Linked DNA regions of Mus musculus: all the other regions are linked to region 1. A link is a loop called in an ENCODE intact Hi-C map of the cell type or tissue named here. Cell type or tissue: heart. All regions are shown on one strand. Region 1 overlaps Gnao1 (guanine nucleotide binding protein, alpha O). Region 2 overlaps Gnao1 (guanine nucleotide binding protein, alpha O). Region 3 overlaps Gm26843 (a long non-coding RNA gene). Region 4 holds the start of Gnao1 (guanine nucleotide binding protein, alpha O).

Evidence for each region. Hi-C counts contacts between places; a loop is a spot of excess contacts. Peaks named below come from ENCODE experiments on the same cell type or tissue, not always from the same donor. Only the 100,000 strongest peaks of a DNase experiment are listed, where the experiment ranks them.
Region 2: a loop joins it to region 1, with 4 times the contacts of the local background. A loop is called at or near these places in 5 of 42 quality-filtered maps.
Region 3: it touches region 1 in a loop (8-fold over the local background); 21 of 42 quality-filtered maps call a loop at or near these places.
Region 4: a loop joins it to region 1, with 4 times the contacts of the local background. A loop is called at or near these places in 14 of 42 quality-filtered maps.

What each region holds. Positions count from the first base shown.
Region 1 is chr8:93,930,097-93,938,096 of GRCm38, forward strand. All of the region lies in intron 3 of Gnao1 (guanine nucleotide binding protein, alpha O), which reads left to right. Among named protein-coding and RNA genes, the nearest start is that of Amfr, 79 kb to the right of the region's middle. In heart, a CTCF peak has its summit at 3,020 (motif pointing left); a DNase peak (open chromatin) is centred at 3,015.
Region 2 is chr8:93,838,118-93,846,117 of GRCm38, forward strand. The region is part of intron 2 of Gnao1 (guanine nucleotide binding protein, alpha O); the gene reads left to right. Among named protein-coding and RNA genes, the nearest start is that of 4930488L21Rik, 29 kb to the left of the region's middle. In heart, CTCF peaks have their summits at 3,168 and 6,017 (motif pointing left); DNase peaks (open chromatin) are centred at 3,044, 4,624 and 6,220; H3K27ac peaks cover 2,308 bases.
Region 3 is chr8:93,588,626-93,596,625 of GRCm38, forward strand. The region is part of intron 8 of Gm26843 (a long non-coding RNA gene); the gene reads right to left. Among named protein-coding and RNA genes, the nearest start is that of Ces5a, 57 kb to the left of the region's middle. In heart, a CTCF peak has its summit at 3,412 (motif pointing right); a DNase peak (open chromatin) is centred at 3,416; H3K27ac peaks cover 443 bases.
Region 4 is chr8:93,806,219-93,814,218 of GRCm38, forward strand. It overlaps Gnao1 (guanine nucleotide binding protein, alpha O), which reads left to right and starts at 4,620. Exons shown (of 9, transcript NM_010308.3): 1 at 4,620-5,235; 2 at 5,433-5,475. The coding sequence starts at 5,118. 4930488L21Rik (RIKEN cDNA 4930488L21 gene) reads right to left here and starts at 7,337. Exons shown (of 1, transcript NR_026888.1): 1 at 5,476-7,337. In heart, no CTCF peak of the experiment used is centred here; DNase peaks (open chromatin) are centred at 4,183 and 7,313; H3K4me3 peaks cover 4,237 bases; H3K27ac peaks cover 1,720 bases; H3K27me3 peaks cover 2,353 bases.

The sequences.
Region 1 (8,000 bases):
AGATCTACTCAGAGCCCCTTGAGGCACATGCCACCAGTCTGTGAGATGGGATTGGGCCAGAGGAACAGAGTCACAAGGGTGTAATAGCAGGGTCTACATTAGAGAGCACACCTCTCTTCTTCAGCCTCTCATGTTGAGTCTCAGGCAGACGCTCATGCACCCATAACACCCGAGGCCCAGAGACCCTGACACGGAGTGAATGAAGGGCCTCAGGCTGGGAGCCTGCACCAGACCATGGGGCCCTGCTTAAATTAAAAATAAAATAGCATTCTGCTGTCACTGTGGTTATTTTTATGGGCGCCTTTGATTTAGACTGCTTTATACAGATTCTCCATTTTCCATAGGAATATGACATTTATAAAGTACAAAGATGTGTATAAGAAAACTAGTATTAGTCACCGGCTGACGCAGGACTTGGGCAGAAGTTATGAAGGTGTTGGGGAAAGAATAGCCTGGTCTACTAGTTTTCAGACGTACCTCATCTGTGCTTGTGTGCATTAGATTTAATGTGTAATTGCATTAGAGGTTAGAACTAGGAAGTTGGAGAGATAGCTCAGCAGTTAAGAGCACTGACTGCTCTTTCAGAAGACCCAAGTTCAATTCCCAGCTCTCACAATCATCTGTAACTCCAGTTCAAGGAGAAACCCTGTCTCTGTCTTGAAAAACAATAACAAAAACAAAACAACAACAACAAAAAAAACAAAACAAAAAAAAAAAACCAGGGTGGGGAAAGCTCTCCCATTAAGGTACACCTTCACCCTACTCCTTCACTCTGGTATGGGGTCTTACTGAGTTGTCCAGGTTGGCTCAGAGGTCTGGGTCCTCCTACCCCAACCCTCTTTTTTCTTTTTCTTTTTACATTTATTTATTTGTTTGTTTGTTTATGTATTTATTCATTATTTATTTGGGGATTTTTTTGGAGGGGTTGTTTTTGTTTTTGTTTTTTGAGACAGGGTTTCTCTGTGTAGCTCTGGCTGTCCTGGAGCTCACTCTGTAGACCAGGCTGGCCTCAAACTCAGAAATTCACCTGCCTCTGCCTCCCAAGCACTGGGATTAAAGGCGTGCGCCACCATGCCTGGCTTCATTATTTATTTGTTGAAAGTGTGTCTGTGTGTGTCTGTGTGTGTTACATGTGGAGTCAGAGGACAACATTTGGAAGGTGATTTCTACTTGTACCAAGTGGGTCCCAAGGATCAAACTCAAGTCGTCAAGCTTGGCAGCAAGAGCTTTGCCCACTGAGCCATCTCACTGGTCCAGCGTGGAAGTGTCTGACCACTCTGATGAATGGTACAGAAACTGGGTCTGTGAGGGGTGCCCGTGAATGATCTGGAGAGAGGCACCAGTCTGCCAAACTATTAGCCTCACATCCTGCCTCTGCCTGCCCCATCGCGTGTGTGGAGTCCCAGAATCCATCTTTTCTCTTCCCTAATTGGGTTGCTAATATCTGCTGGCGAGGCAACCCTAATTAAACCATTCATCTTTGTTGCTCTGTATTCTGAGGCTATGAGGTTGGCCATTATCACTTTTCTCTCTTTGACCAAGCTCTCTGAGGATAATCTGAATCTGCTCTTGTTCATTTCTTAGAAATTCTGTCCATCCGATTTGAGTTCCTTTGTCCTTTCTTAAAACACTGGGCTCAGAAGAGAGGACACAGGGTGGGGGTGGAGGGCAGCATGAGTTGGAAATTTTGTCTTGTTCAGCAAAGCTGATTTGTGAGTGAATGGAGCCTGCTTGATGCCTCCACAGCTCAGAGAGGGTCTGCACCCACCCAGGAGAGAAGAGCATCAGGAGATGAACTGGAGCCCCAGAGGGTAAATGGCTGGAGCTGTGAGCGAATACCATTAGTTACTGTGCTTGGAACCCGTAGAAGCTGGGTGACACACACCACTGCCCATGAAGGTTGCACCGTCTACACTGCTGCTAACAAAGTGACCAGGGCCTCCATCCTGCATTTGATGATCCCATCCTGCCCCCTGTCCCCTGCCCCTGCCCCCCCCCCACCGCCCCTGCACCTGTTCTTGCCTCCACCAAGTCCCTTGTACATGATTCACACAGGCGCTAGTGGGGCTCCAGATTTGCAGCTCACTGAGAAACTCTGCAGGAAGCATTTCCCCTTGCCATAGCTGCTCCACCACAGAACCCCACACTGCCTCATGAGGGAGACCAGCACCCTGTGTGAGCCCAGGCCCACCCATGTGCCAGGGGAACATCCACAGGCTGCTTAGCTTCCAGGTCCCATCCTTGATCCCAGGTCCCATTGATATCTAGAAGAGGGTTGTGTGGAGGACAGGGGTATGGAAGACCAGCAGGCTTGTAGGGCAGGGGCACTGTCTTAACTGGAGAGAGAAGGCTGGGCTGTAAATTGCCAAATTCACCATTTTGCTGCATCGTCTTGGAGGGAATCATGAAGTTTCTCTCCCCCACAGTAAATGGTGGACACACACAGCCCTGCAACCCCAGAGAGCCTGTGAGCTGACAGCGTGCTGCAGGCATAGGTATAGCTCAGAGCCTTAAGCTCAAAGTACATCTTAAGTAGTCCCAGTCACCAAGTACCGGGTCTGTCTCAGTTACTGCTATTGCCAAAGACGTGCCATCATGTCTACAATGGATGGTGGTGGGTGCCACTTCTACTGAAGGCCACAAATAGAGCAGGGATCAGAAAAGCAGACTCTGCTGGGGATGGGAGGGAGCAGGCCACTGCTTCCCCTTGACGGGCTGAGTTCTAAGGCTCAGGTGTAGAGCAGAAGACTTTGGGAGTGAAGGAAATGTCGTTGCTTTCTCCTGTACAGGCCTCAGCCAGGTGTGGCTGGCAGTTTTCAGAATGCCACCCTAATGCTCTCTGCCTGCTGGAACCGCAGTGTCTTGGTAGGGTCTCAGCATCTGGGGTCTCTGCCCTTTGCCCCATAGCTGCAAGCCAGCAGTCCAATAAATAACCCTGGCACACTGGGCGGGGCCCTACCCTGCCCAGTCTGTGGCACCGGGTTCCTCTTGTTGGTCTGTGCTCTCCTGCCCTCTGGTGGTGATGGAGACAACTGCAGCCCATGGGGCAAGGTGGGGCCAATGGCCTTGGCTGCAGCTGGAGAGCTGGGGGGGTAGGAGGGGACACACGCCCATGTTCGCACTTCCATTTCACTTGGCCTCAAAGATTAGAGATGGAGGAAAACTCTGAACGATCCAAAGCAGCTACTCAGATGGAAGGGGTTATTATTATAATTACTATGATTATTGTTATCAAGATTATCATGCCTGCCTGGAAAGTCTTGTACAAAGCAGGCTTATTTATGTCAGCTTGTTGTTTGTGTCTGAGGCGCTTCATCTCTGCTCATAATAACTAGCATTTGCAGGGCTCTTTCATGCTGCAGAGCTTTGTCACATCTTCAGCCCAGCTCATCTGCACAAATAGCCTTGTCACTGGGTGCCAGGAGGAGAGCAGAGGCTCTAGCCGGGCATGTGGTCTGTCCAAGGCCACTGGCAAAAAGGCTCAGGGCCAGTACTTGAACCTGGGTCACCAACTGTCTTAGTCAGGGTTTCTATTCCTGCACAAACACCATGATCAAGAAGCAGTTGGGGAGGAAAGGGTTTATTTGGCTTACACTTCCATGTTGCTGTTCATCACCAAAGGAAGTCAGGACTGGAACTCAAGCAGGTCAGAAAGCAGGAGCTGATGCAGAGGCCATGGAGGGATGTTCTTTACTGGCTTGCCTCCTCTGGCTTGCTCAGCCTGCTCTCTTATAAAACCAAGACTACCAGCCCAGAGATGGTCCCACCCACAAGGGGCCTTTCCCCCTTGATCACTAATTGAGAAAATGCCTTACAGTTGGATCTCATGGAGGCATTTCTTCAACTGAAGCTCCTTTCTCTGTGATAACTCCAGCTGTGTCAAGTTGACACAAAACTAGCCAGTACACCAACTGAAGATGCCTATTCCTTTCCGCTGTTACCTTTTGTACCTCTGCTCTTGAGAGGTGCGGTTTGCCTACCTGCCTTCAAGCAATGAATGTGTCTGGCACCTTGTAAGCTCCTGGAGCAGATGGTGTTGGGGTGGAAGATATGAGGCCAGAGTTGACTTCGCTTGACCATTACCAATGCTCACCCTGGGATGCAGACAAGTATCAGTACATCTCTGAGACTTTGGAGCAGAAGTCGGCATAGAGGCTGCCTGTGGCCCAGCAAGTGGGAGCCAATATGCACAGTGGACAGGTCCTCACTGGGCCCTAGGAACTTACAACTCTCTCCCTTAGTGGATTCTAGCTCTAGACACCAGCTGGAGACAACTCTGGTACAACAACCAACATGCTGTCGCACAGGCTGACCTGACACAAGGTCTGAGTGCTGCTTGCAACACGTGCTCAGGATCTACCCTGCAGCCCTTGGTCTTAGCCCATCCTTCATAGAAGGGCATCTACTTTGTGCCTCCAGTTCGAGGGCGTCACTACCCTGATACCACCCTGGGCATTCTCTGCACCCCAGCAAGGGCCTAAGGCAGCCTGCTTCTGGGGAACGTGGCCAAGCTGCATCCCCCCATCTCCTGCTCACCACCTGCTGTCATGCACAGGTCTCTACAAGGAGTCGTCTAGAGCCCTCAGGTCCTCCAAAGTGATTCTCATCCACACTGCATTCCTTCCGTCCATTTGTATTTCTACATTAGGAGTAAGAGCCATTTAAGCAGAAAGGATATACTATTTAAAACAGTAAGAATGGCCATGCTGTTTCTTTGTTATTGGTGTGATTAAAAAAAAAAAAAAAAAAAAAAAAAAAAAAAAAAAAAAAAAAAGGTATCTTGCTGATAACTTCTAGAAGCCACAGCTTCTCCCAACCCCTGACCCTAAATATATAAGAGCAGTGCTTGACTATTGATATTCAGCCCTGAAGTTCCAGCTGTTCCTGAGGAGGGTCCTGACTGACCTCCCTGGCCCCTGTCACTGTGGCCGTCCTGCTCACTCTGCATGCCCATAGCAGCTCAAGAGGTGGGAAAACGCATGCCCATCCGCCGGGGAGATGCTAGCCCAGCTGTCCTACGCTGTGTGTCCTGTCGTTTCACACGGCGACCCTGTGGAGAAAACAAGGATGTTGCCATCCCCTCCCCATTCATAGCAAGGACACTGTACCACTGCTTACACTGGGAGCCTAGGTTGAGACCAAGTCTGGGCCCACCCATCCCGGCCTTTCCACAGAGCAAGAATGGTTATAGTCAGCCAGGCATGGGGGCGAACGCCTTTAATCCCAGCACTTCGGGAGGCAGAGGCAGGCGGATTTCTGAGTTCGAGGCCAGCCTGGTCTACAAAGTGAGTTCCAGGACAGCCAGAGCTATACAGAGAAACCCTGTCTCGAAAAACCAAAAAAATAAAAAAATTTTTAAAAAAGAAGAATGGTTATAGTCTCTCTCCAGTGGGAGAAAACAACACTTCCCTTCTGTTTCTGCTCCACAGCCAGCCTCAGGACAGTAGGATGGTGGTACAGACAGTAAGGGGCTCCTCCCCTCAAGCCCAGGCAGCCACAGGTCTACAAACTTCTTCCAGGACTACCAGCTGAGTTCTGCTGTACTCTCCAGTCCAGCACATAGCCAGCCCCTAACACTGGCGTGCCATCCCAGCACTCGGGGAGAATAAGGAGCCATTCAGGCAAGAAACTTTACAGAATGGAGATACCAAGTCCAGAGTGCTGTCCACAGTTAGAGAAGAGGGCACTCAGATGCCAGAAGAGTGCTGTGGGCTACAGCCATGGGAAAGGGATCTTCACAGAAGCCGTAATTTGAGCCTAGTTGGTTAGGAGTTACAACAGCCACGACTATTAAAATACCAGTTCAAACATAAAGTTACCATCCAAACAGCGTGTCCCTTTAAATTTAACAAACGAGGGGAGCAGGAAACTCTGCCAGGAAGCCCAGTGGCACACATGGTTGCTGGCACAATAGAATCCAGGCACTGGCTTATTTTTTCAACATTGATCTATCCCTGTCTTGGCTGTGCCTTCATCAGTGGCCACTCCACACTCCTGCAGGCTTTGGGATTCTTTTGTTGTTGTTATGCAGAATATTTCAATATATTTGCATATATGCTTATGTGTAACATGTATGTTTTTAGATATAAAACTATGTGAATAATCAATATATATATATCTTTTTGACAGCAACAACAGAGCTATTTTATTAGATATTTTCTTTATATACATTTCAAATTTCAAATGCTATCCTGAAAGTTCCCTATACTCTCCCCCTGCCCTGTTCTCCTACCCACCCACTCCTGCTTCTTGGTCCTGGCATTGCCCTTTACTGGGGCATATAATCTTCACAAGACCAAGGGCCTCTCTTCCCAGTGATGGCCGACTATGCCATCTTCTGCTACATATGCAGCTAGAGACACGAGCTCTGGGGGTACTGGTTAGTTCATATTGTTGTTCCACCTATAGGGTTGCAGACCCCTTCAACTCCTTGGGTGCTTTCTCTAGCTTCTCCATTGGGGGCCCTGTGTTCCATCCTATAGATGACTGTAAGCATCCACTTCTGTATTTGCCAGGCACTGGAATAGCCTCATACGAGACAGCTATACCATGGTCCCTTCATCAAAATCTTGCTGACATATGCAATAGTGTCTGGGTTTGGTGGCTGATTATGGGATGGATCTTTGGGTGGGGTAGTCTCTGGATAGTCCATCCTTTCCTCTTAGCTCCAAACTTTGTCTCTGTAACTTCTTTCATGGGTATTTTATTCCCTATTCTAAGGAGGAACAAAGTATCCACCCATTAGTCTTCCCTTTTCTTGATTTTCTTGTGTTTTGCAAATTGTATCTTGGGTGTTCTATGTTTCTGGGCTAATATCCACTTATCAGTGAGTGCATATATAATGACTTATTTTGTGATTGAGTTACCTCACTAAGGATGATATCCTCCAGATACAACCATTTGTCCAAGAATTTCATAAATCCATTGTTTCTAATAGCTGAGTAGTACTCCATTGTGTAAATGTACCACATTTTCTGTATCCATTCTTCTGTTGAGGGACATCTGGGTTCTTTCCAGCTTCTGGCTATTATAAACAAGGCTGCTATGAACATAGTGGAGCATGTGTCCTTCTTACCGGTTAGAACATCTGGGTATATGCCCAGGAGAGGTATTACTGGATCTTCTGGTAGTATTATGTCCAATTTTCTGAGGAACCTCCAGACTGACTTCCAGAGTGGTTGGACAAGCTTGCAATCCCACCAACAATGGAGGAGTGTTCCTCTTTCTCCACATCCTCGCCAGCATCTGCTGTCACCTGAGTTTTTGATCTTAGCCATTCTGACTGGTGTGAGGTGGAATCTCAAGGTTGTTTTGATTTTCATTTCCCTGATGATTAAGGATATTGAACATTTTTTTCAGGTGCTTCTCAGCCATTTCGTATTCCTCAGTTGACAATTCTTTGTTTAGCTTTGTACCCCATTTTTAATGGGGTTATTTGAATTTCTGGAGTCCAGCTTCTTGAGCTCTTTGTATATATTGGATATTAGTCCCCTATCAGATTTAGGATTGATAAAGACCCTTTCCCAATCTGTTGGTGGCCTTTTTGTCTTATTGACAGTGTCTTTTGCCTTACAGAAGCTTTGCAATTTTATGAGGTCCCATTTGTCATTTCTTGATCTTACAGCACAAGCCATTGCTGTTCTGTTTAGGAATTCTTCCCCTGTGCCCATATCTTCGAGGCTTTTCCACAGTTTCTCCTCTATTAATTTCAGAGTCTCTGGTTTTATGTGGAGGTCTTTGATCCACTTAGACTTGAGCTTTGTACAAGGAGATAAGAATGGATCAATTCCCATTCTTCTACATGATAACCGCCAGTTGTGCCAGCACCATTTGTTGAAAATGCTGTCTTTATTGATTGTTTCAACAAGTATTCTAGGGGCTGGTTGAGGTACTGTGGTTGGTTGTAAACTTAATTTGACAATATTAGTCAAACACTCTAAACTTTACAGGCGCCAGTAGAATTACCTAGAGCATGTGTGTATGTCCCCAAATCAGAAGAG
Region 2 (8,000 bases), 92 kb before region 1:
TGCATATGCTTGTAAAAATAGAGAAAAAATCTGTTCCTCCTCTAAACATTACCAACCCCCTCCATCCCCCCACATCCCCCTGTGGGAGGAAACACAGAAACCACCTTGGAAGGCACTTCTGGGAACTGGTCTTGGAGAAATAGTTACTGAGAGCTGGCTCTCGGTGGGCTCCAGGCTTCCTGGGCAGAGTGATATCCACGGCCTCCTCAGGGCAAGAATGTTGGTTCTTACCAATCTGGGGTCACTGACTCCTTCAAGAAAATGGTGGAAACTATAGAGTCTCTTTAGGAAAAAAAATAATACTACCTTTTAATTTTTAATTTAAAAATGAATGATAACATATGGGGGCTGCCGTGGTTTAATGTTGGTGGCCCCTCCAAAATGCAGGCTGATACTTAATCCCTAATGCAGCAGTATTAAGAGCTGTGGTTTTTAGGAAATGACTAAGTCCTAAAGGCTCCATCCTCACAAAAGGGATTAAAGCTTTAATAAAAGACCTGCAGGGGCTGACATGACCCCTGTGTCACTTTTGGCCTTAGAGTGAAGGTCCTGAAGGCCTTTCTATCTTGTTATCCCCAACCCCAGAGCTCCCAGCAAATAAAATCTTTCTTCTCTGTACATCCCTAAGTCTCCAGTACTTTGTTATTCATATCACAAACATCTCCCAAGGCAGTCTGGAAAGAGACCTACCATTACCTAAACCTAGATCTCATCTGCTACAGATTAAGGAGCCCTGGACCAGTGACATTTTATGGACTCCTTTGAGAGGAGTTACTTGTTGATTCTCCAGTTGGCAGCTTGTCCTAGCAGAGGACCAGAGCACAGGCATGTGCTCTGACATGACAGTAGCCATCGGATGAGCCTACAGAGACGCGCACGTGCCAGTGTACTGTGGTGTTTGAATTTCCATGCCGTGGTGGAGGGGAAACCAAGGCAGAGAGGCTGACTTGCACCAGAGCCAGCCATGGTGCTTGGCAGGGTGTACTCATTGGACCCCAGGCCTCTGCTTCTGGGGTGGGGTGGCATAGCAGGAGGACGGGTAGGACGCTGGAGGAACTTGGGAAAAGAGCTGAGAGTCTAGCACAGAGGTTTTGCAAGGGGGGTTAGTGGAGTGCTTAAGAGAGCTCAACTTGAGATGAACGGAAGGTTCAGAAAGCCTTTATAAGGTCTTTCTAAATGATGCTGACAGCTAAGAGTGGCATGCCCCTGAGAGTCTATGATTATCTCGAAGGAAAGATCTTTATGGGAGCCTTATTAAGCACAGAGTATGTCAGTGGGAGGGAGGGAGGGAGCAGCAGTGTGCTCGCAGCTCCGGGGGGCAAGTGAGGCAGCTCCTCAGCCTGCAGAGCGCTGTGCAGGCCCTCGCTTTCATCTCTGCAAAGGACTCAGGATGCTGGTGAAAAAAAAGATCTCCCTGCTCTAATCGTGGAGTTCAAAGGTCAGAACCAAAGGCGGTGGGCTGCTGTCTAAACGTATCCTTAACGTAAATGCTTGGATGGTCCTGGGGTATGTCCCTCTGCAGCTAAGGTGATATCACAATCCAGATTAGACTGTTTCCCCTCTCCCTAAACCCTAAGTCCCATGCCCCTCCCTCAGGCCTCAGCCAGTGGCCTCCTCAACCAAGAACATTACATTCCACTGCACCTATCACCACGAGGTCTTCCCCCTCCTGTGTGCTTACCAAGTACGGGAAATCCAGCAGCCCGCTGAAGGTGGTATGTGAATAAAGACACACAGACCAAAGAAAGCCCAAGAGAGAGATGCTTCAGAGGACATTGAGTCCAGCTCCACTGCATGGCACTGGGGGAGCCACGTGACACCACTTTGCTGCTAGATTATGAGACCTGGTGATGGGGGCAACAGGAATGTGTTGGAATGCAGCCTGTACCAAGCATGCTGAATTGGTGACATTCTGTGCCTTGTCTAAGCAGAGCGTCCCCGCATGGCCAAGAACCTATGTTTATCTGTAAAAGTCCTGCATATAGTAAGGCTGGTACCCCCCACTTCAACACCGATTGGGTATATACAGTTTCTAATGCAGTTGTTCCAGGTTTTCATGGCGGTTGTGATTTAAGACAATACACTGTGCACTTTTCTCACAATTCTCAGAGTTCAGGGATCGGCAGGCTAGAGTCAAGGTATCCGGCTGCCTGTGCTCCTTTCTGGCCTGTAGAAGAAGATCCCCTTTACTGCTATTTGGGCGCACTCCTTTAATCCCAGCACTCGGGAGGCAGAGGCAGGTGGATTTCTGAGTTCGAGGCCAGCCTGGTCTACAAAGTGAGTTCCAGGACAGCCAGAGCTACACAGAGAAACCCTGTCTCAAAACAAAAAAAGAGAGAGAGAGAGAGAGAGAGAGAGTGTGTGTGTGTGTGTGTGTGTATGTGTGTTGGCAGAATTCAGTCTTTTACCTCTGAGTTCAGACTTCCCTCTTCTGAGGGCTACTCCCCACTTCCAGCCACAAAGTTCTTTTTAAGTGCTTTTGAGGACTCATGTGATTAGGCGGACTGACCTGGATGATCCAGACTAATCCCCCCTCTCGTAACCCTAATGACATCAAATCCCCGTTACCAGGAGAGGTCTGAGATTAGGGTGCAGACACTGCTGGCTGGGAGGCCATTAGTGTGCTCCTCACAGTGACCTGGAGATGTTTGCTTGACTCCTTGGTTTTGTTAACTGAGACCATGATCCTCCCGTTGAGGACTGGATATGGTGTGTAGCTAGGGGGCACATTGGTAGCTTGGTGTCTGTGGGAATTGTTCACCAAGGGAACCTGTTTCAACCGAGGACATATACGTAGAGGTGGTGTTGTTAATGAACTGCCTGAGAAACAAGATCAGAACTTCTTGAGAAGAAAAGAGTGAGTTACAGCCATCCCTGTAGCCCTGCCTCTGTACCACCAAGTGGGCACTGGTCCAGGCATGAGGCTCAGGGAATGTGTGTAGAATGAATGACCGAGAACTCTAAAGAGGAAGTGAGCTGTATCTTAGATGTGCAGCATGCCAGAATTGGAGGAGGGGCTCGAAGCCTCAAGCATTTCATTTTATCCCCTGGGAACCTGAGGCGCAGTGGGGAGGGAGCTGCCCACGTGACAGTGACTGGCAGAGCACCAGCATGCTTGCTTGTATATCTTCTTTTGCAGCATGCTAACCACTTTGTAAAGGTCTCTGTGCCCCGTGGCATAAGCCAAGCCAGGGATTACTCCAGAGGGCGAGGTATTACCTCTGTATCAGCCCCTGGTACAGCTGCAGAAACTGGAGCTAACACGAGGTGGGGAGAGGAAGAGGGAAGAGAGGGGGAGAGATGGAGAGGGAGGACAGAGAATAGCCAACCCCACTCTCCCCTTCTAAAGGCTTCTTCTCTGACTGGCTTTTCCTCAGGCTCCTCAGGCTCCCAAGGCAGCTTCCCGACAGCATGTCAGCAGATACCTACTGCCGACTCTGTGCCTGCACTAATTTCCCTCTGCTCTGACAGAAGGCCATGCAACAGTCAGGAGACTGGCAGTTTAGCCTGCCTGCTTCTATGTATCTATATGATTTAGAACCATTTTTCACCTCCAATCTCAGTTTCCCCTTCTGTAACTCAGCATCTCAAACGATGACCCAGAATTTTAGACCTCTGAGAGAAATAATCAGAGAGCCTCAACTTCAGCCTTGAGGACAGAGCTGTCCTGTTATGCCAAGGGGCTCCCTGGCTTTACTGAGACCAAATAGTCTGATAGCTTGTGAGATCTTCCTCGACAGCTGATAGCACCCTCCCATGGGATCCAGCTAAGGTGGGGCCAACTGGTGCCCCAGATCTCTGGGCCCTGATGTGGTGCCAGTCCGCCCCTGACACGAGTTCTATGAGAAGCCGTCCTGTTACTGCAGAGCAGGATATGGTATTTAGTCTGTGGCTCTGGAATCATGTCTGTTTGGTGAAGGCTGATCAAAATCTGAACTATATGAATAGGACCTGGAAAAGGAACCGGTGTGTGTCCCTACTATGCACAGTCCACTTGGGACGTTGCTGTTGGCTCCTTGCTATTTTTGCAGATGAAGAAGAGCAGACTGGGAAGCGAGTGGAGAAATGCTAACAGAAATTCCCTGGGCCCTCAGAGGATGTGCTGGATCTGGCTCAGCTCAGTCTCCACCCAGGCTCAATCCATCCTGTCTGCCTTAATGAAACGATGGTGGGGGTCACTGTAGCAGGTGGGACTCAGGGAAACGGTAGCATTCACTGCATTGGCAGGATGGAGAGTACTCAATGTTTGCTATATGCGCTGTCCTGGACACTGGGTATTCAGCTCCCCTAGGAAGCTGTGTGAAAGAGAGGCTGCAGCCGGGCAAGAGAAAGTGGGAGGCTGAGGAGGAAGTCATCCTGGCCTAGTCGCTGGGCAAGAGATGGTGGTCACTGGGAGCTTGATTGTGGCAGTAGATGGTGAGAAGTTTCTGGAGTCTGTAGTTAGAGTCAATAGGACCTGCTTATGAGAGGACCATCATCTGCTGATAAGTCAGCAGTGTTGACAGAGAAACCCTTGTCTGTAGAGTTCCCTGTGTCCCCACCAAGGCTCCATCCAGTCTCCTAAAGGACTAAGAAAGAACAGCGTGCACTCTGCTCTTACAAGTCAGCTGGAGCCAGCCAGAGCCAGCCCAGCATAACTCTGTATCAGGCTGTGGAAGCAAAGCTTGAAGAACAGTACCAGGTCTTTGGCCTCAGCACTGGGATGGGCGGCGTGCCCTCAATGGAGGTGCAAACAGCTAGACGTGGTGAGGGGGAAGGGGTAGTAGGAGGAAAATGATCTGTGTGGACTTATGCATCTTTTGATGCCCAAGTATCTGCTTAATATGTTCTGGGCACCTGCATATTTTGTCAATAAATGGTATTTCTTTCAGGACGTGAGAGCTTGGTTTCTGCTGTTATAGGATGATAAACTGAGGAAGAAAAGGCTAAGAAATGTCGCCACATTTGTATGTACGACCACAAATGGCAGAGTTGAGGTCTTGACTGCCCCCAACATTGACCCTTGGAATCCACGTCCTCTTTAGCTCTATGCCTTACTTTAGGGGTTTTAGGGGAAAGTGAGGCTTTAAGACCGGAGAAGAAATAACAGAATATGTCCTAAGGCCACTCAGACTAAGGCCACACCCCACACTCAGACTGTTTGACAGTTTAAAAAAGATGATGAAGAAGAAAAACTAAGTGTAATTCCCTCAATAATGTCCCCTGCCGTGCCACCACCACTCACCAGTTCCTCAGGTCACTGCTGTTCTCCACCTGACCACTGGAATCTGGTTTTGCTCGATCCAGGAGGCATTTATAGCATCCCTCACTCTAGAGGAGCCAGGGTTTAATGGCCTCTGAGGGCTGCCCCTTGGCTTGTTCCCTGCACTATCTCAGGACATAAGCACCCGCCTCCTCTGGCCTGAGCCTGGCCTTGGGTCTTGCTGTGCGTTACTGATCGCCATGCTTAGCTGCCTTCTTCCAGTCCAATGCCAGTTACCAACGTGGTAACAACTGACCCGCTGATACTAAGACCATAGCACCTCTTTCCCTGGCTGAATCCTTACTATTTTGCTTACAAGTGAAGGCCTTTTTCTATTGGCAGCTTTTTGACCTTCTGGTAAAAGTAATGAAGATAATGGCCCATCTCAGCATCACTGGGTGTGGCTGGTGCTGAGCGAATGCTGCTGTCAGGTAGTCTGAAAGGAGCCTGCAGTCTGGCTCTCTGGGCAGCAGAGGCCTGTACTCTCTCCTGGGACAGTGCCTAGCTCTGTTACCCAAAGTGGCATAGCAGGACTGACAGGTAAGTCTCTCCCCAGCATGGCATGACCAGGAAGCCAAGGCTGATGGCACTTTCCAGAGGCAGGGAGAAAAGGCCAGCTTGCCTCATCTAGACAGTGTCTGGGTTCCAGGTGAAGCCGTAGAGGAAGGTGTCCCCAGGTGGACCAGGGCCACACGCAGGCTGGAGTATATAGAGAACCCCATAGAGCAACAGGCCTTGCCAGGCATCGCCACCTAGGGGCCTCTTAGGTGAAAGATTTTGAACCTCTGCCTGTCTGTGTCGTTAGATTATGCACATTAAAATGCATAAGACAAATAGAAAATAGAGAAGTTAACCAAAAATTACTGTAATTAAAAATGCGCTGGTTTTCCTGACTCTGCCGGTGCTGCTCCACCCCCACTCTGCCGACTTAGCCTGCTAGGATTGGACAGCCATGCCGCAGGAAGCGTCGAGCACAGCATGGCCAGGAAATGCAGCAGATCTGCAGTTTTCTTCAGACAGTCTCCCTGCCACACACACACACACACACACACACACACACACACACACACACGTGTCGTGTTTCCTAGCTGTCTTATCCTACTCTGCACTCTGTGAGAGCAGGGATTGTCTATTCCATGATCCCTGGCACACAGTGAGAATTTAGTTAGGTACTTGGTGATTGGATTAACCTTCTCTTTACAAATGCTACTTAGTAAACTTTTGTAATGGAGGATTCCAAAGATGGAGGCGGGATCCTTGGAGGAATAGCTGCTTTTTTGGGGAAGACTTCCCTGTTATCTTTACCTGTGGTTGGGGGCAGGCAGATACAGTGGTTGGCTATCAGCCAACTAGGAGGCACTGTTCTAGGGTGGACAGAGGCATGGAACTTGACCTTCAGGTAAAGTGACGAAATCAGTTCTGTTATCTGTATTTTGGAGATTCAAAACAAAACAAAAACCCCATATGGCCCAGAAACTCAATTTTATCTAATTCCAATGTGCTAAAGCCATGGCTGACAGGCAGCAAGCCTACTGGGAATGCCTGTGGAGTTGGAGAAAGGCAGCTTCTTTGCTCTCCTAGGGCTATCCCATTCTCCCTCCAAGAAGCCCTACTGCAAAGGGAAGGCAGTTGAGCCAGGGCCTCTGAACTCATCACTGGGGTGACCCACATCTGCCTGAGTTCCTTGGGTATCTGCTTACCTTTTTCTTTTAAAATTTCATGTGACTTCGTGCATTCTCCTTATATGGTAAAACAGATCCCTTCCGTTTTATCATAAACATAATGCTTTTGATTGTTTAAGCACTTGGCATAAATAACTTGAAAAACAAACACCAACAAAGAAAACAGAAAACTTCATTAGGGCTGCTGTCTTCTGTTTACCTCTTGGAAAGCTTGCTCCTGCTGTGAGCTCTGCAAAGACCATTGCAGGCTGGGTAGGCGGCCTGGTTTCTTCCATTGCCCACAGTGGGATCTCATGCCACTTGTCCCCTGTGCAAACACAGCTTGTCTGGAGGAAGCAGGACATTCACTTCTGAGCCTGACCATCTGTTATTTCAGACCTGGATGATGGCAGCACCAGGGTGAATGGAGCCTTTAGCAAACAGTGCCTGGCCTGACCCAATGATAAAAGGCTACCTCTCAAGCAGGTTTTATAGCTTGGCCCTGTTGCTTTACTCTGAGAGTTGGTAAGGAGAAGCACATAAAGTAAGAAATATCTTTTTTTTTTTTTTTTTTTGGTCTTTCGAGACAGGGTTTCTCTGTGTAGCCCTGGCTGTCCTAGAGCTCACTCTGTAGACCAGGCTGGCCTCAAACTCAGAAATCCGCCTGCCTCTGCCTCCCGAGTGCTGGGATTAAAGGCATGCACCACCACTGCATCTTGATACGTCTTGAAATAAGCCTTGTGGTTGATTTCATATGGACAGAGTTCTGGTGTGGTATGCAAAACAGACCAGTGAGACTCGACCCAGAAGACCATGGTTCCGATAGCTGAGGGCTCTATGTTGATGCTTCAGTGCCGGGTTCCCCCTTTGACAAGAGAGTGAGATTCTAAGACTTTGACTGACTCTTAGATGGGTTTCTTCACAGCTTTTCTTTTCCTCCTTCTGGGACTCTATTCTAGAGTCATGCCATGGTATCAAACCAGGCCTCTTTCAGAACATCCAACCTAATGTTCCCAGATGGAAAACTGAGCCCAGAGACAGATAGGGAAGCCCCCACCGCAGCATCACCTGACCATAAAGTAGCAGACTGTCAACTT
Region 3 (8,000 bases), 340 kb before region 1:
CATGAAAGGGAAAGAGTGAGAGAGAGAGAGAGAGAGAGAGAGAGAGAGAGAGAGAGAGAAGAAACAGTGTGGGGGTGGGTAGAGAGGTACAAAAAAAGGATCTCAGAGAAATTTGGGGAGGGGAAATGATTAAAATATATTATATGAAAAAATCTTTTCAAAACATAATAAATAAAATCAGAGGAGAGTCTGATTTTAAATATGAAGAAAATAAAAAAATCTTCAACAAATGGATAGCTCCCATGAGTGGTTACAGTAACGTTCTCCCTAACAAGGGAAAAGATGCATTCTTTTTAAGAGTGCATTAAGCTCATGCCAGTGGAAGCCAGAGGCATGGATCTTGGAACACACACTAACCAGTTCAGAATAACGGCCACATCAAATACATTCCAAGCTGTAGCAGAATTTATTTGGATTATCAGTAAGAAAGATAAGAGAGGGAGAGAGGAAGGGAGGGAGGGAGGGAGGGAGGGAGGGAGGGAGGGAGGGAGGAAGAGAGGAAGGAAGGAAGAGAGGAAGGGAGGAAGGAAGGAAGGAAGGAAGGAAGGAAGGAAGGAAAAGAAGAAAGGAAGGAAGGAAGAAAAAGAAGGAAGGAAGGAAGGAAGGAAGGAAGGAAGGAAGGAAGGAAGGAAGGAAGGAAGGAAGGAAGGAAGGAAAAAAAGACTGTCAAAAAGAAATTGGAAAATACTTGAAGTGAATTGAAATTGACATACAGCATACCCAAGTTGGCAAAAGGCATCTAAAACCTGGGGAGTGTAGGGTTGATGGATGTTGTCTCCTTAGATGTGTGTGTGTTAGGAAGAAGAAGCATCTCAAAGAGGTAGCCTGGGAGTCTACAAGAAATTTAAAACAAAACAAAACAGACTAACCCCAAAAAATCAGAAAGAAAAGAGCACAGTATGAAGAGAAGGCTAGAGAGACTGCTCAGCAGCTCTGAGCTCTTCCAGAGGACCTGAGTTCAGCTCCCAGCACCCACAGAAAGTCCTCATGGGCACCTACACATGTGACAAACAGACACTTAAAAGGAAACAAAGATAAATCTTTTGGAAGAGCACAATAAAGCTACTGTAAAAACTAAAAATTTAAAAGGAATACAATAGATCGATCAGGCTAAGAGTTCTTTAGTTAATGCCTCTTATGCCCTGATCTTGGGAGCTACTGTATGTTCAGTAATCTAGGCAATGTGGGTCAATCAGCGGGCACATGGGTCACGGGCTACTGTAATGTTCCATGTTTAGTCTAGGGGGTATGTGTCAGCCACAGGCTGACATGAAGACAGTGTGAAGGAGGTTTGAGGACATCGGACTCTTCTGCATTTGATTATGGCAGTGGATATATGAATCTATACAGGAGTTAAAACCCATGGGATTGTATAACTCCTGAATAGTTGGTGCTGCTGTGACCTGTATAGCCTTGGTTTCCATTTAATTTACTTAGCACAAGCTTTTTTTTCCTCTATTACTTTAAAAAGATTTTATCTTAAAAATCAACTCCCAAAGTGTTAAGCCAGCTCAGTGGGGATAAGAAAATGTTTTTGACAAGTGATGCTCGAAGGACTCTCATCCGTGTGGAATCCTGAGTCCCCCTTCTCTACCCATGAAAATAACTTCAGGCAGATCACCGGCCTAAGCACAAAGCTGAAAACCATGAAACTTCCCAAAGAAAACGCCAGGGGAAATAAATACCTGCAGTCTGAGCCTGAACAAAGATGATCTGAGAACATTAAAAGAACCCTAAATGTGAATCAAAACAGTAGATCACGGGACTTAGTTCTTTTTTTTTTTAATCCGTGCTTTTAAGAAGACATCATCTGGACAATGAAGTAGGAAACCTCAAATTTGGAGAATGAGTTGTAAAACTGTATACCTGACAAAGTTGTATCAAATATATAAAGAGCTCCGACAAATCAATAATAAAATATCAGGACAGCTTTTTTAAAAGTGGGTAAGAGCATGGAGGCTACCTCACAAAGGAAGATTATTAATAAGATTAATAAGACACAATTAAATCCATGGCATTTTAGCTGTGGGTGTGAATCCTTACCCACCATTAATGATTATCATGGAAAACACTGGCAACACAAATATGGAGTCTGTGGGCCAAAGGGCACTGCCATGCCTCTATTAAATGAATACTAAATGATGCAGCTGTCTCAGGCAACTGTTTGACAGTTTCTTCTGAATGTATGCTTCTAGGGATCACGTGCTCACAGTGGTGAGCCGGACTGGAAACCCTGAGAGGAGAGCAGAGCGTGGTCTCCCATTGAGGATGCTCTATCTCGGGTTTTGGTTTAAGATGATTACAATCAGCCTGGCACGCGCCACTTAAGAGACACAAGCATCTGGTGACTATTAACTAAACTCAGTCATGAAAAAGGAAATAAGCCATTTGTGGATACAGTGCGTTGTGCAAATCACTTTACCCATTCTCCAGTACTCTCATTGGTTCTTCCTAAGAACCCAGAGATGGTTTTACAAACACAGAACCTAGAAGATCCAAAGGCCAGCGTGATTCCCAGAGCCACACCCCAAGCTTTGGCCAGAGGACCGCAAGAAAGTAGGAGCTGGGACCCCACATCTGAAGTCCCTCACATATTGCCTTGGTTTCCAAGCTGCATCTCCCTCGCTCTCGGGTGTTGCAAGTTTGCCCAAGGGGCACAGTAAATATCATTCTCCGCAGTTTCCATTACTTGACTCTGTCCATAAATTCAAATTCTGCGTAGTTTCCCTGAAACGTTTGAGAACGGCAGCCGCCGGAAATGCCAAAGCATGAACAGGTGTGGCTTCCTTCCTCGTTTGAAATTTCCCGTTTTCACGCTTGCCAAGCGCTAAGAGACTCCCGACATAGCTACTAATGCTGAGTGTGCATGAGAGAAAGAGGACTGGGAAGGGACAGGCTAAAGTCAAGGTCTGCCGCCAGCCACCAAGTGACGTCATCCTAGGCATTCCCCATCTTTGACGTCACCCTAGGCGTTCCCCATCTTTGAGTGTCAGTTTCCTCACCTGCAATGCAAGGAGCCTGGACCGGAGGGGTTTTCTGTAAGCATTTGTGGCTGCAGGTTTAGTATTCTGCTATAACCTCTCATACTAGCATTTCTTAGACCAAAGGAAAAATGAGGTGCCATTGGGCTGAAAGAGACTCGCCTCTGTATATCCTTGATTGATCATCTTCCAATCCCGTGTCCAAGGAGAGATAAGGAATCAGGCAGTCTCACTGTGTTGTGTGGGCAGGAGGGGGGAGGGTTAAGAGAGAGAGAGAGAGAGAGAGAGAGAGAGAGAGAGAGAGAGAGAGAGAGAGAGAGAGAGACTTGGGGGGATTTATTTGGTTTGTCTGCCTGGATAAAGCCTCTCCCCAGGCCCAGAGCATCTTTCTCCATGCCGGTGCAGTGCCGTCTTTACCACTAGGTGGCAGTAGCCGTCACTTGACAAAGAAAAGGGTGTGGGAAGAGCCAGGGGACCTGCCTGCTTGGAGAAAACTAGGCCAAAGCCTGCTTGTTACATCACTTCTAATCGAAACAGCAGGTTACGTCTGGATTTTTCTTTATTACAGGCAACAATGCTAGGAAGCTTCCTGGCTCCTGTGCATTTCAACACTAAATGTTCGACCTGAAATCAGACATGCAATTCCCAGACCCTGGGCTTGGCAGCAGCAGCCCTGCCTACTTTTCCCTGTGTGCAGGTTTCCCTTCCCGAGGCTTCTTGCTGCCTGCCCCATCACGCTCACAGTCATACTTAAAATGTAGCTCTTGCCTTACATTTTAATCGGTTTCCTTCACCAAGTACTTACTGGCTAATACCACTTAGAATGGAGTAGTTATTTACTGAGCACTGAAGTGATTTGAATATAAAATGTCTCCCACAGGCTCCTGTGTTTGTTAAATGCTTGGTCCTCAGCTGGTGGCACTATTTAGGGAGCTCCTCCCCCTCTCCCCAAGTAGTAGGTCACTGGGAAATGCCTTTAAAGGTTATACTGGTACCAGCCCCTTGCTTTCTCTCTGCTTCCTGTCTATCAGGAGGTGTACAGCTTCCTCCTCATACATTCTAGCCATCACCATGCTCAGAACAAAGTCCTTGGGACCACACAACCATCAACCATCGGCTGAACCTTCTAGAACTATGAGCTAAAACACATCCTTCCTCCTCAGACAGTGTCCTCTCAAACAGTTGGTCAGTGCTAACAAGCTGTCTAATAAGTGTTCTTACTAGGTGCAGAAGCATCATTTGAAATAAGGTTCATATTAATGGCCCTGAGATCAGTAGCTTCCCTATGGCCCTACAATAAGGCAGTGTTTGAGCCCTGCTCTGTGTGCTTCCAGGGACTCGCCCCCTCCCCCCATCTGCTCTTCCTACAAAGAGAAATTGGGCTGCCAAAGGCAAGGGGGCATCAAACACTCCGGGAACCTATAAGTTCCAATGTGGCTACAATTCGGCCACCTCAACCCATGCCATTCAGATCTCAGTGGGTTTGTTCTGTAGTTAGATCCGGTGCTCACTGAGGCCCTGTGATGGAATTCACTGTTTGTTGAACCTGAAGCAGCAGCACCCCTAAAGCAAAGACAGTTTAATTGGTCAGTATTTGCCATGCCTGCCTAGTTACCTAAATGACCTGGGGGGGGGTAACCTAAAAGTGTCGGTCTTTGGACCCCAATACAGATCCGCTGAAACCACATCTGCCTAGCAATCTAATTTTTTTAGCAAGTGAATCAGATGATTCTAAAGGATCAGAAAGTTAGGGTACCACCCTGGGTGGTTGTCATGGCTCCCAGCCCTGTCCCAGTCGATCCCACCACCACCACTGGATGGACTCTTGGCCCAACTCTACAGACTCTGCAAACCTGCCCTCTGCCTCCAGCCCAGCTCCTCGAGCCTCCCCAGCCCACAAGCATGTGAAAATGCCTTCCTTCCTGCTGGGCACTTAAGTTCTCAGGGGAGCTGAGATGGCTTAAATAATGAATGGAATTTTCAGCAGCATTTGGAATTCACTTAAGCAAAGGAAACTCAATAGCCAGAGCGCTCCTTAAGATCCATCCTTTCTCTGGGTGGGAAGGAAGCCGGACAGCTTCTCCCTGATTTCCTAACATACAGATCAGGATACTTCAGTCAGACTTGACTCCTGGCTTCCATATTGCTCATCTGGAAGCTATCATTTCTTCCACTGCCCTAGTGGAGATTTTGAGAATCCCTGAGTTCAGATGGTATTTCAGACCCTGGGGCAGGATGACTGACCCCTATATCTCCATGGAAATCTTCATAGAAACAAACAAACAAACAACAAAGAAGCCCCCAGGCACCACCTAGCCCAGTCCTCTGTCTTCTGATCGAAATCTTTCTTTGCTGTTCCTAATTAAAGTTATCAGAAAGCATTAAATGAGCACAGTTTGCTGGGTGGTGTATTTGGGTTGGTTGGTTAGTTGGTTGGTTAGTTGGTTGGTTGGTTGGTTGATTGATTTTTTTGGTTTGTTTGTTTTTGGTTTTGTTTTGTTTTGTCTTTTGATTGTCTTGTGTTTTTTGTTTGTTTGGTTGGTTTTTTTGATTGTTTGTCTTCTTCCTGCCACAGTCTCTATCTCAGGCCCCGGAAATAACCTCACTCACCAGAACCAGACCTGACCTTTATATCGCTAAACCAAGCCTTTGGGTTAAGGAAGTAATGTGTGAAGAGTTAATATCCCTGCCTGGGCTGAAAGACTGCTGTATCAGTCAGCAATTGATGTAATAACAACACATAACAACTACCCCAATACCTGGTGACTCAGAGCACAACACAAACCAGCCCCAGTCCCACTGCAGTGCCCTCCTGGACATCTTTCCAGCCCTTGCTCCCCTCCTGTTTGCAGACTCATCAAATAGTATCACAGAACAATCTTGCCAGCCTGGTGATTCTCTTTCTGGTTTCAGGCACATGACAAAAAATTCTAAGACACGATGAGACCATATAAAATTAGAAAGAGGCTGGAGAGAAAAAAAAGACAAAACAAAACATGTAAGCTGCAGAGAAACCAAGGACAGTGACAAACTGAAATGCACAGGAAGGGCTGGAGGATGGAAGGGGGGAGCACTGTACCCAGATCTTAATTAAAATATACAAATTGTAAAAAATAAAATTTTTAAAAAGTCCTAAAAGAAAATTCTAACTAAAATCCTAAGGTATATAAGGATGTAAATGCTCAGACAGAGAAGAAGGATAATCCTGTCAGAAAGCAAGAAATAAAAGAAAAAATAACGGATTTTAATATTTTCACCAGAGAGAAACTGGACACAAGTCAGCATAGGTCAATAGCTCAAAGTGCATCAGCCTTTTACGATGGGTTAAATGTACGAGAACACAACTTAATATGAATAAAATGTGCTCAACACTGACAGAAGGAAGTGTTTCAGTAAGTGTGAATGGGTCAAAATTCCTACTGAGTGACAGAGATTGTTAAAGTAGAATCTTAATATAAAATACAGCTAAATGTGGCTTATTAGTCATATACAAAGCAAAACCTCACTAAAAGAGTGGAAAATGTATTTATGCCAATTCTAATTAAAACAATGTACTCCGAGGATAATTATGAGTTAAGGTGAAGATGAAAGGAGCTAGGGAAGAGCTATTCCAACTTGATGAAATAAACTATCAAGGGGTTGGGTGTAACTCAGAGGCAAAGTGTTTGACCAGTATCAACAGCGGCCTTTGTTTAATCCTAGCACCACAAAAGCAGATATGCAAAGAGCATGTAATATTCATAAAGACAGCTCTACTCCTGCGCACCTGAAAGCATAGATTTACTACATAAAGGAAAAACTAAAATGTCACGAGGAGAAGGTGGCCATTTCTCACTATGGCTATGTGTCTTATTCTCTAGCTCTGAGAACTATACATCAAACAGCTGTAGGTCCTGCAAAGAAAGGGGAGACCTGAATATCACAACTTGGAAGTGTGACTAAGAGCCTGGGATATAGGTCAGTAGTGGCAGAACACCTGCCTGGTGTGCACAAGGCTCTGGGTCCAATTGGCAGCACTGTAGGAGAAAAAAATTACTCATATACTAAGTTACAAAGGGAATGTCAACAAATCCTATCAAGAGGCAATCAGATAGGTTGTCTTCTATGGTAGAAAGCAGAAAATATAACAAATAGCTAGCCAACCTGTGTGACTTAGACTGTTAAACACTTTTTAAATGACCCCTGGTTAACAAATAAAAAATAATAAGCTATCTATAAATGCATAATGAGGAGAGGTTGTGTATCCAACAATATGAAGGTATATACCGAAGCTAGGAAAACATGGTCTTAAATTTCATAAAGAAGAGAATTGGAAGAATGAAAGTGAGCCTTTTTCTAATTCATTAAGTTAGAGGAAAACAAGTAAACCTAGTAGAATTGGAGGCAAAGAATAAAAAATATAAAATGCACAATTAGCAAGCTATGAAACAAAAAAAATAATGGCATAGATCAATTAAAAAGCTGGTTCTTTGAAAGTATCAATAAGCTTGGCGTATAGCTTATGAAAGACTGAGGCCATAAGAATAGGGTGGAAGATAATAAAACAACATTAGGATGAAGTAAAGGGGTATAACAGGCAAGATATTTTTATTTTAGAAAGATTCATTTTTATTTAGAAATTCATATAGCATACAACTTACCCCCTTACACAATTCAGTGTGCCATTTAGGATTGTTATGTATATATGTGTGTATACATGTTCACCTATGTGTGTTGTATGTACGTGGGGGCACACATATACATGTACACCCATATGAATATAGGTGTGGACACCCAAGAGTGTCTTCTTCAGTCATGTGCTGCATATACTGAGATTTGGTCTCCTGATGGACCTAGGGCTTTCTGTCTCTTCTAGTCTGACTAGCCAAATTGCCCTAAGAAGTCCCTGTTTCTGCCTTCCATCAAAGTCATTGGCTTTTTCATGGATTCTGGGAGCTGGTTCTCACACTCACCAACACTTCATTTGGATAGCCATCTTCCCAAGCCCTCATTGATTTTGTTATGCTATTGCCAATACCA
Region 4 (8,000 bases), 120 kb before region 1:
AGAAAACAAGACACAGAAGTTTGCCAAGAATTTTTCTGATGGGGATGTCAAAAATATTAGGTATATCCCCTCTCACAAGTGCCTGTTGGTCAGTAAATCTCCCACTCGTAGGTTCAAAATCAGCATCATTCATGTCATAGAACTTTACTTGATGACATAACTTTCACTGAATCTCAAACATTTTCTAAAATAATCAAGTGGCAGAATTTGTCTTAGGGAAAAAACTCAAATGTCAAAGGTGGGAAGAGCTTTCCTATATATTACCTGATGAAGCCCTTGTCACACAGGGACTTTACTTAACAAATATTATGACAACCAGTGCACAAGGACCATTCTTGGTCTTTTCATACACAGTGGAAGCCGTTTTCTTTCTATGAGCTTATATCCCAGCAGCAAGCTTCCCAACAAATACGAGAAATGTGGTTATAAAAGACAATCCTCAGGTTCCACCTCAGGTTTACTGAGTGTATTCCAGAAGTGGAACTCTAAATTTAATTTTTAAATGTAACTTTAAAGCATCTCAGGTAATTCTATAGATAATAATGTTTGAGAGCCATGGTGGTAGTGGTCTGAGAGACGTGTGCGAAAACATGCCAGGGAAAAAATGTCAACTGGGGACATTTTTAGAGACATAGATAAAGAGAAAAGAAAGTGAGTATCTACCCAAAGCCCACCATGCTGGTTAACTGAGAGCTGGGGATCACTACTCTCTGGAAGCAGAGCAGCTTTCTGCAGCCTTTGCTGACATTCCTCTCATGGACTATGGAAGATATTCCAAGTGGCTTCCAAAATATGATGCATAGTGTGTGTGTAGCATGATGAACATTTGACTAAGGATGGGGTGAGAACTGTTTTCTGATAAAAAAAATTTCATCAGAAAAAATATAATTCTGAGAATCATATAAAACAAAACCAAAGGGAAACTGGCCTTGGTCTAGGAATCCTAGCTCCTAATGTTAGAACTCTAATTTCTTCGTTTCCACAGGAATTAATTGTGTAGCAATTTAATATAGTCAAAGGATTTTTTTATTACTTATACCTTTGGAGGAATCAAAATATGACTGGGTTTGAGATTTTGGCTTTCTGATCTGAGAATTCTTTATGTATGTATATAATGTGCTGTTTTCAACAGTTCGCAAAACAGCAAAGACTCGCTGACTCATTAATAAGTTTATTGACCATTAATAATTTATTCATGCCCCTGTGTGAGGGCTCAGCTTGCTCATCTGTAAAATGGATACCAGACTGCATCTTATTAAACCAAAATGCCCAAGGCCTTGCAAGAACTTTCTGAAATAAAGGGGTTTATTGAAGCTATTGAAGAGGCTAGGGAGAAATTCTACAACCGCCAAAGTGGGTGAATAGCTAGTTCCCCATATCTAAAAGGGCAGAGTACTTTACACGGAAAACATTGCTGCATACATACTATGTACACTGAGTTTACACTGGCTACTGATAACAAGGGTGGGTTTACCTGAAGCAATGAAGCCTTTGTGATGGGAGATCAAAGAGAAAAAGGCAGGACTTCTGGGTTGGTTAATGATGCAAGGGGCATAGACTGGTGCCTAGGCAGTCAGAGCAGCATTGAATGAAGCTTTTTAATGTACATTCAAGAACAGAAAAATGGTCTTTTGGGAGCCTGTAGCTTGCTACCCAAATAACATCCTATATCATTTCTCTTCTCTCATGTCCCCTGGCCCTTTGTAATCAAATGTAGGACATCTCAGAAGTTTTCTCTTATCAATCTGTCTTCCTGGTCTAGGCTCTTTCCACTCATCCATGATGCTTCCCACACTAGTACCTAACTGAGGTTTATGTGGGAGGATCACATGGGGGAATTTTTGTAAAAGTGCTCCGTAAGCTGTAAAGCACTATACAGATGAAGTGAATTATTATTAGTCTTTTATGGAACTCAGCCATAATGATGCAAAGTGACCCAGAAAAAGGAGAAGAAGAGGGAAAAGGAGGAGAAGAAGGAGAAGGAGAAGGAGAAGGAGAAGGAGAAAAGGAGAAGGAGAAGGAGGAAGAAGAAGAAGAAGAAGAAGAAGAAGAAGAAGAAGAAGAAGAAGAAGAAGAAGAAGAAGAAGAAGAAGAAGAAAAGAAGAAGAAGGAAGAAGAAGACGGAAGAAGAAGAAGGAAGAAGAGGAAAACAGAGTAGGCAAATCTGAAATACCTCCACAGTGCTGGAACATAATCTTACATACATAGTCAGTAGGTCAAGTACTGGGGGAACGAAGAAAAACTCAAAACACAGAGGCTTATACGTCTGCCATATCAGGACTGATAGCAAGGAGGAAGGCCAGGCACTTAAAAGTCAAGGATGGCTGCATCTTCCCATACACAACCAGAATGCCACCAGGAACATAAGGCCTTCACTTGAAAATCACTTGATATGAAAGAACACTAAATATATTTACTAGGGTATTGCCACCGCCACCACCACCACCGCCACCACCACCACCACCACCGCCACCGCCACCGCCCTGTCCCAGGGCAGAGTGAAACGGTGATCCTTACCTTCGGTCCATCAAATGCAGTCTTGTACAAATGGCAGTGAAATTTTTTTCTGAATCTGGTTCACAGTAGATCTAGGCAACTGTCCCCAGCAACCTCTGCAGGAAGCAAGGTCTATAGAATATTGGGCACCTGAGATCTCTGTTTTCGATCTGGAAGGACAAGTTTAATGATACTTGATTTTTAAGCCAAACCAGATTCATCTTCTAATAGTTTCCCCACCCAACACAAAGAGGAAAGAAAATAGAGGAGGGATTATTTATGTGCTGTATAAAATAAATCTATAGAATTTTTTGTCGGTTTCCTAGAATAGGTAGGTATGACTCAAATTTAAATATTCCAATTATATTACATATACTTTTGACACAGACATTTGTCGAATGAGACAAACATACATTGGGAAACACCAAACTTATGAAAAAAAAACATGCAGGAGAAAAAATATTTTCTTCTGAGTGGGTCTTAATTGCCCCTTTTCCCCCTTGCAAATATATTTTTATGCTGAGTGACATTTCCAAAATAGGATTTTCTCTCCATTGCTGAAATGAAGCAAACAAGTTTACTTTCAGAGTCACAGAAATGCCCAACTGTTACGAAAAAAGAAAGTGTTTTCCACTGGCCCCTTGCCTGTCTTTATCCTGGGCAGTCTTGCCTGTTGGCTCCTCCATCTAGGAAGGCCCCTGGGGCTGACTGGTGGAACTGATTGTAAAACTATTTTGTGCAGTAAGAATTAATGTCTTCAGGCTCTGAGACCACCCAGAACATGACCGATCTTTGGCAACTGTCTACTGTTTTCCCCAGTGCTGGGTTCGCTGTTTGCTGAATAACTGACCCTGGTTTCTGACTATCTGAGAAGATATGAAGGGTGTATTTCTTCTAGTAGTTTGTTATTTTAAGATGAAAGGAAGAAAAAAAATCTCTTATCACAAACCTATGAAGAATTCATTTTTACCGGATTATGTTCTGGGGATACAAGAATTCAAGAACCAAGGGAGGCCATCGATTCATCATATAGAGAAAAATTTAAGGGAACAAGTATTTGCTAGAGGCTTTCATGAAAGACTGTCCCTGGGCCTTTGGCATCAAGCCATCCTAGGATGGTAACCATCTCTAGCGACAGAGGTTGTGGGCATCTCGCGGTAAGGCTCACATTGGCTAAGGGAGGCAAAAACTCCTGCGGAGCAGGCCTTGCCTCTTCTCTGCCTGCTACTTTCCTCTCTACTAGCCCAGTCTCTAGACACTAGATGCTCAATAAATGCGGACCCAAATCCGTCACTGAGCCCCAGCGCGTTATTATGGAGTGAGCGGGTTTATCCTGACCCACTACCTCCTCACATCTGCGGAGGCACCATAGCTCGACTAGGGGCTACACCTCCAGCCGCGAAGGAGAACAATCGGTAAGGCGATCTGCCGGAGACACGACCCAGAGCCCGAGGGACCAGGAAGCTGGAGGCTCAGGCCCAGGGCTGGGGACCACCTGACCGCCGCGCTGGGGTTGACAGGAGGCGGGCCGGGCGCGCGAGACCCGCCGGGGTGGGGCGGGGTGGGGCGCAGGCGCGCGCCCGGCCCCAGGCCCCGCCCTCCCCAGCCCGGCACGCTCCGGGAGCCGCGGGGGGAGGGGGACCCGAGAGTGGGCGGCGCCGCGCGCGCGCGCCCGCTTGTCTGACGCGTCCCGCGGGCATGCGCGCCGCCCCCGCCCGCGCCGTCCCCGGGGCCCCCGGCGCGCGGCCCTGCTGACGTCAGCGGGCGGCTGGCGGAGCGCTGCGCAGGACCAGGCGCACTCGAGAGCTGCGCTCGCCTCGCCCCCCCCCTCCCCGCCCGCCCCGGCGCGCGCGCGCGTGCCCTGCCCTCCCTGCCCGCCTCTTCTCGCGCTCCCCGCTGGCCGCGGCTCCCTCGCGCTCTCCCCGTCTCCTGTCCGCTCCGCCGAGCGATGCGAGTTCTGGGCCCCGGCGACGCCGCCTCCCGCTAGAGAGAGCTGCACCCCCCACCCCCGGCCCGGCCCTCTGCCCAGCCCTGCCCCGCGCGCGGGGGTCGGAGAAGGCGCCGCGGACGCATCGACGGCCGAGGAGCGGCGATGCACATGCACTAGCGGCACCCCCTAACTCACTCCCTCCACACCCCGCGCCACCGCCGCCTCCACCTTCTCCGCCTCCGCCTCCTCCTCCTCCGCCTCCGGCAGCCGCGGCAGAAGGACCCACCCTGCCCCCCACCCCACCCTCCGCCGGCTCCGGCTGCGGATCCAGCCTCGACTCCTATTTTATTTATTTTGGGTCGTGCACTAGCCTCGGTGCCTGCAACCCGCGCCTCCCGGGCCCGCGGGCGCCTCCTCTCTCGGCTCCGGAGCCCCAGACCCCGGCTACCCTCACCTCGACACCCCCAGACCCCAGCCAGCCGCCGCTAATCTTCGCCGCTGGAATCTTAATAGAGGCTGTCCTTTTGGGGGGATTCTGGTCTTTCGACAATTTTGTTCCCAGCCAAGGAGAGGATATCGTGATTTTCTCCCCTTTGAGCCCAGGCTCTGCTCTGTGGGGGGGTGGGGGGCGCGCCGACCCGGGGAGTCGTGCCAGCCTAGTCGTGCGGGCTGTGGCAGGGAAGGGGCCACCATGGGATGTACGCTGAGCGCAGAGGAGAGAGCCGCCCTCGAGCGGAGCAAGGCGATTGAGAAAAACCTCAAAGAAGATGGCATCAGCGCCGCCAAAGACGTGAAATTACTCCTGCTGGGTAAGGACCTGGGTAGCCACCCCCGCCCCTCGACCCCCGCCACAGTTCCCAACCCGACTTGCGCCCTGGGAAATCTGGTCCCTGAGTTGGCAACACCTTGTGCCCAGGAGCGCCCACCCTGTGCATGCCTTGAAGCCCCCTTCCCATTTCCATGAGCTGACACTCACCAGTTTCCCCCCCTCTGTGTGTCCCAACAGGGGCTGGAGAATCAGGAAAAAGCACCATTGTGAAGCAGATGAAGTAAGTCCCTGTGTCATTGGGATTTGTACTTTTATTAAGAATAATTTATATCGTTTTTATTATCTTGCTCACCCATATTTGCTCTCCAGGCCTGGTTTTTAATTCGCGCACACACAGAAGAAACCCGAGGTTGCCTCCCCTCCCCCACTCCCTACGTTGGTTCTGGGTCCCCCACCCCAACTCCTGGGGTCGGTGTTTGCGGGGAGGGAATGAGAGCGCCTCTAGTTGTATGAATGACAGTGTCCGCCATATTGATCAGAACATCACACTATTGGCGTGCTTATGATCATAACTCTTGCTCGTGGAGTATTTCGTGTTTCACTGCCTCCATTTCTGTCTCTGCCTCATCTTCTTTCCCCTCCTCCTCCACCCCACCCCTCGAATCCCACTTCCCCCTGCTTCTCTTGAGGCAGTGATTTTGAACTTGACTAAAACATGGAGGGGACCCAGCCCTAGCAGATTGGGGTGGAGGATCAAGTGTTTGCTGTTCACGAGTTTGGTGCTGAATTCCTGGTGGCTGTGGCTTAGACGACCCCCCCCCCCAAAGCGAGCAAGGGTTAGGGGAGGGGGCGTGCACTGGGGAGAAAGGATGGGTTTCCAAGCGGATGTGACAGACACAGCCTTATCCAAGGCAGAGGTGGGAGGGTCTGTGGGGCTAAAAGCCAGTTTCATCTGCCCTCCAGCCCCTCTCCTCCCTGGCCCTCCAGCCTTTGCTCTTCTGACACCCGCAGGTTCCAGTCACTGTGTAGCCTTTATCGTTGTATTTACACTCTGTATTCTACCTTCAATGCGGATTTCAGGCCCTACTTGCCACCGCCCCCTTTCTGCCTTAGATATCAGTTTCCCCTCCTAATTAACTGGGGGTGGATTTGAGTGATGGTTGAAAATTAAAACAAAATGGGATATTCCTTCCTTTCCACATTTCCCCACTTAGGAGCCTCGCCCGTCCTTCCTCCTCTCTGGCTTGCTTCTTGCCCCATCCACTCCACGGTTCCCGGTGAGCCTCCAGGCAGCTCTGCCTGGGGAGGGGTGGCCGGCAGGGAACGGGTGCGTGCCTTCCGGGCCTCCTGGCCCTGTTTCCGTTGGCCTGTCAGTTCGGGACGGAGGAGTTCGTTAGGACCGTTTAGCGAGGATTCCATGTCGCTTTGCTGTGACACCTTCGTGCACACACAGCTCCTAATTAGAGGTTGCTGTGCTGTAAACAAAAATGATTATTTTTCAACTTGACAGAATAGCCGAAGTAATTGCATCCCGTAGGAAAACAATGGAAAATAAAAGCCCCTTTCGAGGGAAGGTGGGTGGGAGACAAATCGTGCTTGTGGTTTCAAAACCAAGAAGCAAAAATTCTTGCATGTGTAACAGGCATGACAAGCGAGTTCCAGGCGGCGCCATGATGGTAGGGAGCAGCGACTAGGAGACAGTTTCTCCCATCTGCTTGGCATGTTCTTATTTGCGTTCGAGAGCTCCCGGGGGCTTTCTTCTCACAGGCCCCTTCGGCTAGCCTCACCCTTCTGAGCCACCAGTAATTTGGCCTGGGGTTTCTCTGGGGCTTGTGCAGTCCAAATGGATGGGGAGGCGGGGCCTGGGGAATTGCTCTTTGCAACAAGGTGCATGTTGCATCTGCCTGGAGCCCTCGCGTGTCGGGAAATGCAAACCGCGCCACCTCTTTCTCCTTAGGGGCAGGTTTCGAAACTTCACAAGTCTGTAATCCACTGTGGCAGGCCGGGAGTCCGGTAGAAGCCTCGGCCTCCTGAGCCAGGGTGAGGTTTCAGGCGTTGTAAGTGGTGGACAGCGCCCAGCCGAGGCTGGAAAAGTCGATGGGGCTGAGCTTGGCTCGGCGGTGTTCGGCTCCGCTCGGCCTGACCTGGGAGCGGGGCTCGGAGGATCTCGACAGTGTTCGGAGCACAGTCGGGGTCCAAGCGGAGAGGGCCGAGCGGCTTCGGCGGCTTCGGAAAGGCCCCGAAGACATTCGGAAACCCTCGGCAGGAGGAGGGCAAAGGAGGTGGAATTGGGGGTGTGGGAGGGGATGGCAAAGAAACTTTGCATCCACCAAAGCAGCTTGCTACCTGCTCTTCCTGAACATGCCTCATAAATTAGGTTGATTTAATAAGAGGTTTAAAAATACGTATCGAGTCCCCAAAAGGGCAACTTGCCTTTTTTATTCAAAGAAAGCTTAGCTCTCTGAGGAGATCCGTGTGCCACTTTAGAATGGAAATTCCTGATTAAGTCCTGGGGCACGAAATCTTAAAGGAAGACTGAGGAGACATTCTGAGGAAAGTCCTGTGCGTCTGACTTATATTGGGTTGCACTGAGGAAGATGGGGTGAAGTGTCCGATGTTTGATTCTATTTAATCGGAAATCAGAACATTTTTCTCTTTTCCTGCATTTCTTCCTTTCTCTATTCCCACAAACACCTTTTCTGTGAAAACTGCCTGTCAAAACTGAGATTTTTTTTTTGTAATTGATTTTTTTTTTGTTTGTTTGTTTCCCTTTAAGAACAAAACGTGCCAGATCTCTTTAGGAAA